2 separate regions of the Homo sapiens genome follow, and region 1 is linked to region 2. Evidence: read pairs that join two places in POLR2A ChIA-PET (ENCODE). Cell type or tissue: K562. All regions are shown on one strand. Each heading gives the region's core, and the rest is flanking DNA. Links, peaks and the distances in the headings are about the cores only. Region 1 overlaps ARMC7 (armadillo repeat containing 7). Region 2 overlaps GRB2 (growth factor receptor bound protein 2).

Region 1 (4,381 bases), core at 277-4,276, 190 kb before region 2:
CAGGCCAAGATGGTGAAACCCCATCTCTACTAAAAATACAAAAGGAAATTAGTCGGGCATGTTGACGGGCGCCTGTAATCCCAGCTACTCGGGAGGCTGAGGCAGAGAACCCCGGAGGTGGAGGATGCAGTGAGCCGAGATTGCGCCACTGCACTCCAGCCTGGGCGACAGAGCAAAACTCCGTCTCAAAACAAAAACAAAAAAGAATAATATCTTTTAAAATTATTATTATTATTATTTTTGACGGGGTTTCACTCTTGTTGCCCAGGCTGGAGTGCAGTGGAGTGATCTCGGCTCACCGCAACCTCCGCCTCCTGGGTTCAAGCGATTCTCCTGCCTCAGCTTCTCGAGTAGCTGGGACTACGGGCGTGTGCCACCACGCCCAGCTAATTTTTTGTATTTTTAGTAGAGATGGGGTTTCACCATGTTGGCAAGGCTAGTCTTGAACTCCTGACCTCAGGTGATCCTCCTGCCTCACCACCCAAAGTGCTGGGATTACAGGAGTGAGCCACTGTGCCTGGCCCTGGCTTTTTTAATTTTTAAAAGAATATCTGTAGAGATAACGTTTTCCTATTTATTAAACACCTGCTAATGCGAGGCTGCTGATAGAGAATGAGACAAGGCAGAGTCCCCATTCTCACGGAGTTTATAGTTTAGTGGAGCAACAGCCAATATTTTGACAAATAACTACTGTAATGTCAGTAAGTGTGAAGGAAAGAAGCAAAGCCTGGTGAGGGGGGCGTGGTGGGGGGGCAGGTTAGGTGCTCACAGAAAGCTCTTAGAGGAGGTGGCGTCTTAGCGGGCCTATCTTATTGTATGTACAATCTGGTGTCCTTCTTCCCTCCTTCATCTTAAATTACAGGCATTTTCTAACATGAATTATTCTTTGGACACTTTTTTTTTTTTTTTTTAATTTTTGAGGTGAAGTCTCACTCTGTCGCCCAAGCTGGATTGCAGTGGCACGATCTCAGCTCACTGCAACCTCCACCTCCTGAGTTCAAGCAATTCTCTTGCCTCAGCCTCCCAAGTAGCTGGGACTACAGGGACACACCATCAGGCCCAGCTAATTTTTTTTTTTTTTTTTTTTACTTAGTAGAGACGGGGTTTCACTATGTTGGCTAGGCTGATCTTGAACTCCTGACCTTGTGATCCACCCGCCTCGGCCTCCCAAAGTGCTGGGATGACAGGCATGAGCCACCACACCTGGCCTTTGAAGACTTTTTTTTTTTTTTTGAGACCGAGTTTCGCTCTGTCGCCCAGGCTAGAGTGCAGCAGTGCGATCTCTGCTCACTGCAAGCTCCACCTCCCGGGTTCAGGCCATTCTCCTGCCTCAGCCTCCTGAGTAGCTGGGACTACAGGTGCCCACCACCGTGCCCGGCTAATTTTTTGTATTTTTAGTAGAGAGGGAGTTTCACCGTGTTAGCCAGGACGGTCTTGATCTCCTAATTTTGTGATCCACCGCGCCCAGCCTGAAGACATTATTTTTAAGAACTGTAAATATTGCCAGACACAATGGCTCACGCCTTTCATCCCAGTACTTTGGGAGGCCAAGGCATGAGGTTAGGAGTTCGAGATTAGCCTGGCCAACATGGTGAAACCCCCATCTCTACTAAAAATACAAAATTAGCTGGGCGTGGTGGTGCATGCCTGTAATCCCAGCTACTTGGGAGGCTGAGGCAGGAGAATTGCTTGAACCCGGGAGGCGGAGGTTGCAGTGAGCCGAGATCGTGCTACTGCACTCCAGCGTGGGCGACAAGAGCGAGGCTCATACTCAAAAAAAAAAGTACTGTATACTGTTTCATCATATGCATGTACCATAATTTAGCCATCTGGCTATTACCAAGCATTCTAGGAAGCTCCCAGTTTCCACGTTGCTCTTTTTCCATGGCCCTTCTCAGTTCTTCAGGGCAGGTTCACACAGGTAGACCCAGGGAGAAGCTCAAAGCAGCTGTTGCTGTGGCCTCTTGTGGGTCCTCTGGCGCCATCTTGGCTCATCTTTCTGCTCCAGCTCAGACTTCCTGCCCTGAAACTCTGTGCCCTTTTCTTTTCTGGCCCTCACCGCCTTCTTCATCTCTAAGGGACACTACCCGCTAGGCAGAGGAGCTTCAGGAGTTCCCTGCCACTGCGGAGAGGGTCCAAGCAGCTGGTGAGCTCTGGCAGGCACCCGGTCCATCCTTGGAGACTCCTAGGCCTCTGTGTGGGGAGGGAGGGAGAGGGTGGCTCTCCTGAGGCCTCCTCCTGCCCCCACCCTCTGGTTTTCCGCAGTCTGGGTGGCAGTGCCCTGCCCAGGCGCACCTGGGTGTGGTGATGACTCAGCTGCCAGGCAGTGACTCAGGCTTCATCTTATCACACTTTACACAGAGAGAAATCCCATCACCCCACCCGCAGTCCAGTGTGCACAGGAAGGCCGCTCCCGTCAGCTCGGGAGACATGCCGCGGGTGTGTCTGAGCAGAAGAGTCCGACCACAGCACTTCCACTGCCCCTGCTCCAGACTGAGCCTGGCATCTGCCCAAGGCTGGATTCGTTGTCCTTACTGCTTCCAGAGGGCCCCGCCATTTCCCATGGGAGGGCCGCCATTTCCCATGGGAGGGCCGAGGGGCAGAAGGCTCCCATCTCTTTAGCGTTTTGGGCAGCTCACTCAGTCTCTCATAGCCTTGACTTCTCCCATGGAAATGGGGGTGATGTTAGCACTTGTTTCTAGGGTTCAGTCATGTGTCCAGTGCGTGCTCAGTGAAGTGTCCACGGTTCTAGGAACTTGAGCCCTGCCTTATAGCTCCTGGTGGAAGGGACAGAGCAAGGACAAAAGGCAGCCTACAGAATGCCACAGCCACGCTAGGGGCCACCCTGTGCTTTAGCAAGTGCTGAAGTGGGACTGGCAAGGGAGGCTCCAAGGGCCCCATGGGGAGAGGCGCTCAGTCAGGGCCTGCTTGCCCTCTGCTGCTGCTACTCTTTCTCAGGACTCCAGAGAGGCCAAAGAGCTCCTTCCCTCCCTCAGATGTGTCCTGCCTGTGAGCTGCAGCCCAGATCTAAGAACTACAGAAGTCCAGGGTGGGCAGGATGTCAGGGAGCCACACTGTCCAGCCCCCTGACCATCTGCGGTTCTTTGAACCCTTTCCCCCCCGGGTCAGTGCTTAAAGGATCAGGTGATGAAGGGCTGCCCTGACATGGTAGAGCACCTAGTCGGGTATCCCAGGAAGACGCCACTTGCAAGGAGAGCAGTGGAGGGCTTGTTACCAGCAAGAGGGTGTCAGTGTGTGACAACTGGGGGCTGAAAGGTCTCAGGGATGGACTGAGGTTGGAGACTGCAATGAGTGCCAGGGAGAGGGAAGAACAGACAGGACGGCTCAGGGGTAAGGAGCACACGGACATCTGGAATTTACTCCACATGCAGTGGGATCCTTTAATAATGTTCCCCCAGCTGGGCACGGTGGCTCACACCCGTAATCCTAGCACTTTGGGAGGCCAAGATGGGTGGATCACCTGAGGTCAAGAGTTTAAGACCAGCCTGGCTAACATGGCGAAACCCTGTCTCTACTAAAAATACAAAAAAAAAATTAGCCAGGTGTGGTGGCATGTACCTGTAATCCCAGCTACTTGGGAGGCTGAGGCAAGAGAATCACTTGAACCTGGTGGGGCGGAGGTTGCAGTGAGCCGAGATCGCGCCACTTCACTCCAGCCTGGGTGAAAGAGTGAAACTCCATCTCAAAAATAAAAAAGGTTCCCTCAAAGCAGGACCAGCCTGACCCAGGTGCTGCTTGGGAGCAGGCAGCAGAGTGAAACCTTGGCAGACTCCTGCCCCAGTCAGTGGAGGAGGGTCCTTGGCGGGGGCACCATGGGCACCTGTCCCTCTGGCTGGGGAAGATGTCTTAGTTGGGTTTCAGGTTCAGGTAAGTCTTCTCTTTGTTAGTTTCCAGAAAAACAGGGGAAGTGGGTAGAGCTGTGGCCTTCACTGATTGGTCACTCAGGACACTGGGCATGTTTTGCAAATGAGCTGAGAGGTGGCTTCCTCCACTGAGCAGGAACCAAAGGGAGGGGTACCGTGATGACAGGAAGCTCAGGATGCACAGGAAGTCATCTTCCCGCAGGGAGCAGCCAGTGCTGAGCAGAGTGACCTCCAAAACAAGGTAGCATCTGTCCCCAAGGCTAAGAGGTCATTACATTGAGGGGGCCTGACTTGAGGGAATGGGAGTGGGATTCCAGCCACATTACCTGAGCACGTGAGTTCTTTGATCCAGAACCACTGATCTGTCACTGTTGCCTTTTCTGTTTTCCCCCAGAATCCTAGTAACGGTGACATGGAAATAACATTAAAATGCTCTATTCTCTTAATTACACTATATCTGTCAAATGGTACACTCCTTACCATTAATCTACAATCAC
Region 2 (4,381 bases), core at 268-4,267:
TTAATTCTGAAACAGTCAGTCAAACGCGAGGGAGGGGACAAATTGAGCAAAAAGCCTCAAATGAGGCTAAATGAGTCACCACGCCCGGCCTTTTCAATTACATAGCTCCATTTTGTAAACTTCTGCTCAGCTTCAAGGAGGCCAGCCCAAGTGGACCACAGGACTAGCAGTCTTGACTCTTGCTGGGTCAAGATCCTTCCCACACATGACTGCTGCAGGGGAAGGTCAAAAACGTCCCAGGCCAGGCACAGCTCACGCCTGGATTTCCAGCACTTTGAAAGGCCAAGGGTGGGGGGATCTCTTGAGCCCAGGAGTCTGAGACCAGCCTGGGAAACACAGACCCCACTGTACAAAAAAAAATGAAATTAGCCAGGTGCAGTAGCGTATGCCTGTAGTCCCAGCTACTTGGGTGCAGTAGCGTATGCCTGTAGTCCCAGCTACTTGGGTGCAGTAGTGTATGCCTACAGTCCCAGCTACTTGGGAGGCTGAGGTGATCACTTGAGCCCAGGGGATTGAGTCTGCAGTGAGCTATGATTGCACCGTAGCACTCCAGCCTGGGTGGCAGATAAAGACCCTGTCACAAAACAAAACAACCCACAAGCCTCCCCTGCTCAGTGTGGCTACACCAAGAAGAATTCAAGTCGAGATTTCTTGGGTATTTTTTTTTTTTTTTTGAGAGAGGTCTGTCTCTCAGGCTGGAGTATAGTGGCATGACAGCTCACTGCAACCTCCACTTCAGCCTCCTGAGTAGCTGGGACCACAGGTGTGCATCACCACACTCAGCTAATTTTTGGTAGAGATGGGTTTCACTATGTTGCCCAGGCTGGTGTGGCATTCTTGAGCTCAAGCAATCCACCCGCCTCAGCCTCTCAAAGTGTTAGGATTACAGGCGTAAGCCACTGAGCCTGGCCCTTATTACCTTTATTTTTTATTTTATTTTATTTTTTTGAGAGGGAACCTAGCTCTGTCACCCAGGCTGGAGTGCAGTGGTGCAATCTCGGCTCACTGTAACCTCCACCTCCCGGGTTCAAGCGATTCTCCTGCCTCAGCCTCCCGAGTAGCTGGGACTACAGACACCTGCCACCACAGCTGGCTAATTTTTGTATTTTTAGTAGAGATGGGGTTTCACCATGTTGGCCAGGCTGGTCTTGAACTCCTGACCTTGTGATTCACCCGCTTCAGTCTCCCAAAGTGCTGGGATTACAGGTGTGAGCCACCCTGCCTGTCCCCTTTTTATTACTTTTTCGAGACAAGGTCTCACCCTGTTGCCCAGGCTGGAGTGCAGTGGTGCAACCACAGCTCACTGTAGTCTTGACCTCCTGGGCTCAAGTGATCCACCTCAGCCTCCCAAGTAATCCTCACTACAGGCGTGCGCCACTGCATCTGGCTAATTTGCTTTTTGTAGAGAGGCAGGGAGTCTCCCTATGCTGCCCAGACTGGCCTCAAAACTCCTGGGCTCAAGTGATCCCCCACCTTGGCCTCTCAAAGTGCTGGGATTACAGGCATGAGCTACCATGGCCAGACCTCATTTCTTTTTTGTTCAGTCTTCTTTGCCTCTGTAGCCAACGTGTGTGTAAATATGCCTAGTCTCACCCTAAAAGCAGCCTATTGAGCAAACAAGTATATTTCAGTTACTCAGCATATTAAAACCGTTTCTTCACAGGTGTTTCTGTCCTTCTTCTTGTTTAACACAGAAAACAGGAGAACCAAATAAGCCAAGCTCTTTATCTTCCCAAAGCCCTTGGTCTAGACCAGAGTTCCCAAAGCGTGGTCAGTGGTTTCTCTACATCAGAAACAGCGGGCGTGTCTGTGTCCTCAAAGGCAATGTCCGAGGATGTGGGGCGGGGTTTGCGATTCTGTATTGTTAACAGGCTCCCCAGGAGTTCCTGACAGCCAACTGCAGGCATCGCTCCCAGGAAGGCCTGTGAGCCCCACATGCTCCCCTAGGGGGATGTAAGCTGGGTGATCACGTCTGAAATAAGGACCCAAGATTCCTGACTCCCCGATGCGGTTTTTAAATTTTTAAGGCAGGCAAGGGGAAAAAAAGATACCAAGTGAAGAATTCATTGTGTATTTATTATTCACAGTTAATCACTACCTACCAAATGCTATCCGCAGAGTTAAAGGATTAAGTACATAGGTCTTTATTTAAACACTGATTTTTTTTTTAAATATATACACACAAAACTTAGTTCAGCAAGGCTTCATGATATACACCAATTCCAAAATAAAACAATCAAATGGTCCAGGTGTAGAATGCCAGATTCCTTTTATCATCTGCGAGGAAAAGAGAAGCAGGATGAGGAAGAGTGAGGGAAGGCGGGGACAGGCTCTGCCCAGAAGAGCTGCCGCCTCCTGGCACAGCAAACGCTCCAGGCCTGGGCCCTGTTCATATCTGGAGTCGGAGGGAGACTCCCATCGGCCGCTTTGGGACTGAAAGGCCCAAGGCTGTCACCAGCTCCCGGAAGAGAGGGAGGCAGTCTTGTTTTTGTCGTGGGAAGGGGTTTGGGTGGAGAAAAAGATTACAGGCACATCACCACAGGGGACCAGAAGTGGAGAGAAGACAGAGAGTTCTGCCGAGGCCTTGGTCTTCCTGTCTTTCCAATCTTGCCTTCCCCAACTCTCCCTGCTTCCTGGGACCATCGGTAGGGGTGGGGAGCAGCAGTCAACACAGCCCACTGGGAAGGGAGGCACAAGCAGCACTCCAGCTTCCCAGTGCTGCCCTCACACTCACCTGGACAGGTCAGGGGACACAGGATGAAAGCCATGGCCCAATCTAAGAGCAAGACAAGTGAAAAGTGAGTACTCTCACTGTGTACCCCAGCATAGGAATAGTGAAACCTGCTACAACTGGAGGCTGCGTTCCCATGACTTCCTCCTCCGCTCTCCTTGTCTGGGACTTGCTGGTTCCAGGGGTGCATATAGGGAGGGGGCGGGGGCCACAACCCCCGAGACGGTGAGGACAGGCTTCCGACCCCCCTGTAAGCCAGATCCAGTGGGATGTGGGAGAGCTGGGCGGTCACCTTCCCTCTTGCCCCGGTGGCCCATCACACTCACACTGCACCCTGGGCAAGCAGTTCCCTGAACCCCCAAGGGGCTCACAACCCTTAAAGCTGGAGCTTAAAGCCTCCTGGCTTAGTACAAGCAGGAGAACGCCTCACCTTCCACTCCTGCTTTGTCTCCTTTGCTCTACCCTGGCTCCCCTGCCCGGAGGGAAAAATATTTACACAGAGTAGGAGACAAATTGGCTGAAAAGCTCTGGACTGCCTTTAACTTATTTTAAAACAAAACAAATTAAAAAAAAAAAAAAAACACCACTCAGAAGCAACCCTTGAAATAAGGAAAAAGGCACTATGAAAAAACAACATGCTCGATAATCCCACTGGAAGGGCCAACAAAGTGGAAAGAGACAGGCTTTCAGGTGGGCTTTTTTTTTTTTTTTTTGAGACGGAATCTCGCTCTGTCACCCAGGCTGGAGTACAATGGCACGGTCCCGGCTCACTCAACCTCCACTTCCCAGGTTCAAGCGATTCTCCTGCCTCAGGCTCCCAAGTAGCTGGGACTACAGGTGCGTGCCACACCCGGCTAATTTCTTATTTTTAGTAGAGACGGGGTTTCACCATGTTGGCTAGGTTGGTCTCGAACTCCTGACCTTGTGATCCGCCCACCTTGGCCTCCCAAAGTGCTGGGATTACAGGCGTGAGCCACCGCGCCCAGCCCAGGTGGGCTTTCTCAGGAAGCCATGGAAGCAGAGACATGCTTTCCTTCTACCCTACTCTACTGTGAACTTGGACAAAATACACTGGGGGTCTGGGCTGGAAGGCAGATTCCTACAAGTCCCCTCCTCTGGAGGAAGCTAAACAGCAAAGGCATCGAGCGGCCCTGCCCGCTCCTTTTTGTGTGTATATACGAAGAACACAGGAACAGCTGTTCTTCTTTCAGTCATTCCAACTAAAACAGACATTTTGCATAGAGAGAATACCAGCCCACTTGGTTTCTTGTTTTTTATTATTGGCGTCAGCTAGGACTATACGTGGCCTTAAACGTCATGCACTGATGGACAGAAGAGAAAAAAGGATGAAAAAAAAGACAAAGGAGGGGAAAGAGGAGCAGCAGTGAAAATTTGTAATAAAAACTCTTCTTAATTTATAGGTAAGTTTTGGCATTTTTAAATCCAACGCCCCCTCCCACCCCCTAAAGTTCCAACCAAAGTGAGAGGGTCACAGGGTGACCCGGCCAGGTGTTCTGCACTCCCTCACAGGCTGCTGTCAGAGGCAGCTTGTGGGTTTAATTCTTTTGTATGTGTTTTACATTTTTCACTTTCTTTAAATAATTGCTTCTTGACTCTTAGACGTTCCGGTTCACGGGGGTGACATAATTG

What was found. Peaks named below come from ENCODE experiments on the same cell type or tissue, not always from the same donor. Only the 100,000 strongest peaks of a DNase experiment are listed, where the experiment ranks them.
Region 1: POLR2A ChIA-PET joins it to region 2 with 5 read pairs; 5 of 35 experiments call an interaction of 5 or more read pairs at or near these places.

What each region holds. Positions count from the first base shown.
Region 1 is chr17:75,122,139-75,126,519 of GRCh38, forward strand. All of the region lies in intron 2 of ARMC7 (armadillo repeat containing 7), which reads left to right. Among named protein-coding and RNA genes, the nearest start is that of NT5C, 7.4 kb to the right of the region's middle. RefSeq lists an enhancer at 1,835-3,034. In K562, for the core only: no CTCF peak of the experiment used is centred there; a DNase peak (open chromatin) is centred at 2,383.
Region 2 is chr17:75,316,021-75,320,401 of GRCh38, forward strand. It overlaps GRB2 (growth factor receptor bound protein 2), which reads right to left. Exons shown (of 6, transcript NM_002086.5): 6 at 2,056-4,381. The coding sequence ends at 4,348. Among named protein-coding and RNA genes, the nearest start is that of SLC25A19, 29 kb to the left of the region's middle. RefSeq lists enhancers at 1-124, 475-724, 3,733-3,872, 3,783-4,381. In K562, for the core only: no CTCF peak of the experiment used is centred there; a DNase peak (open chromatin) is centred at 1,871.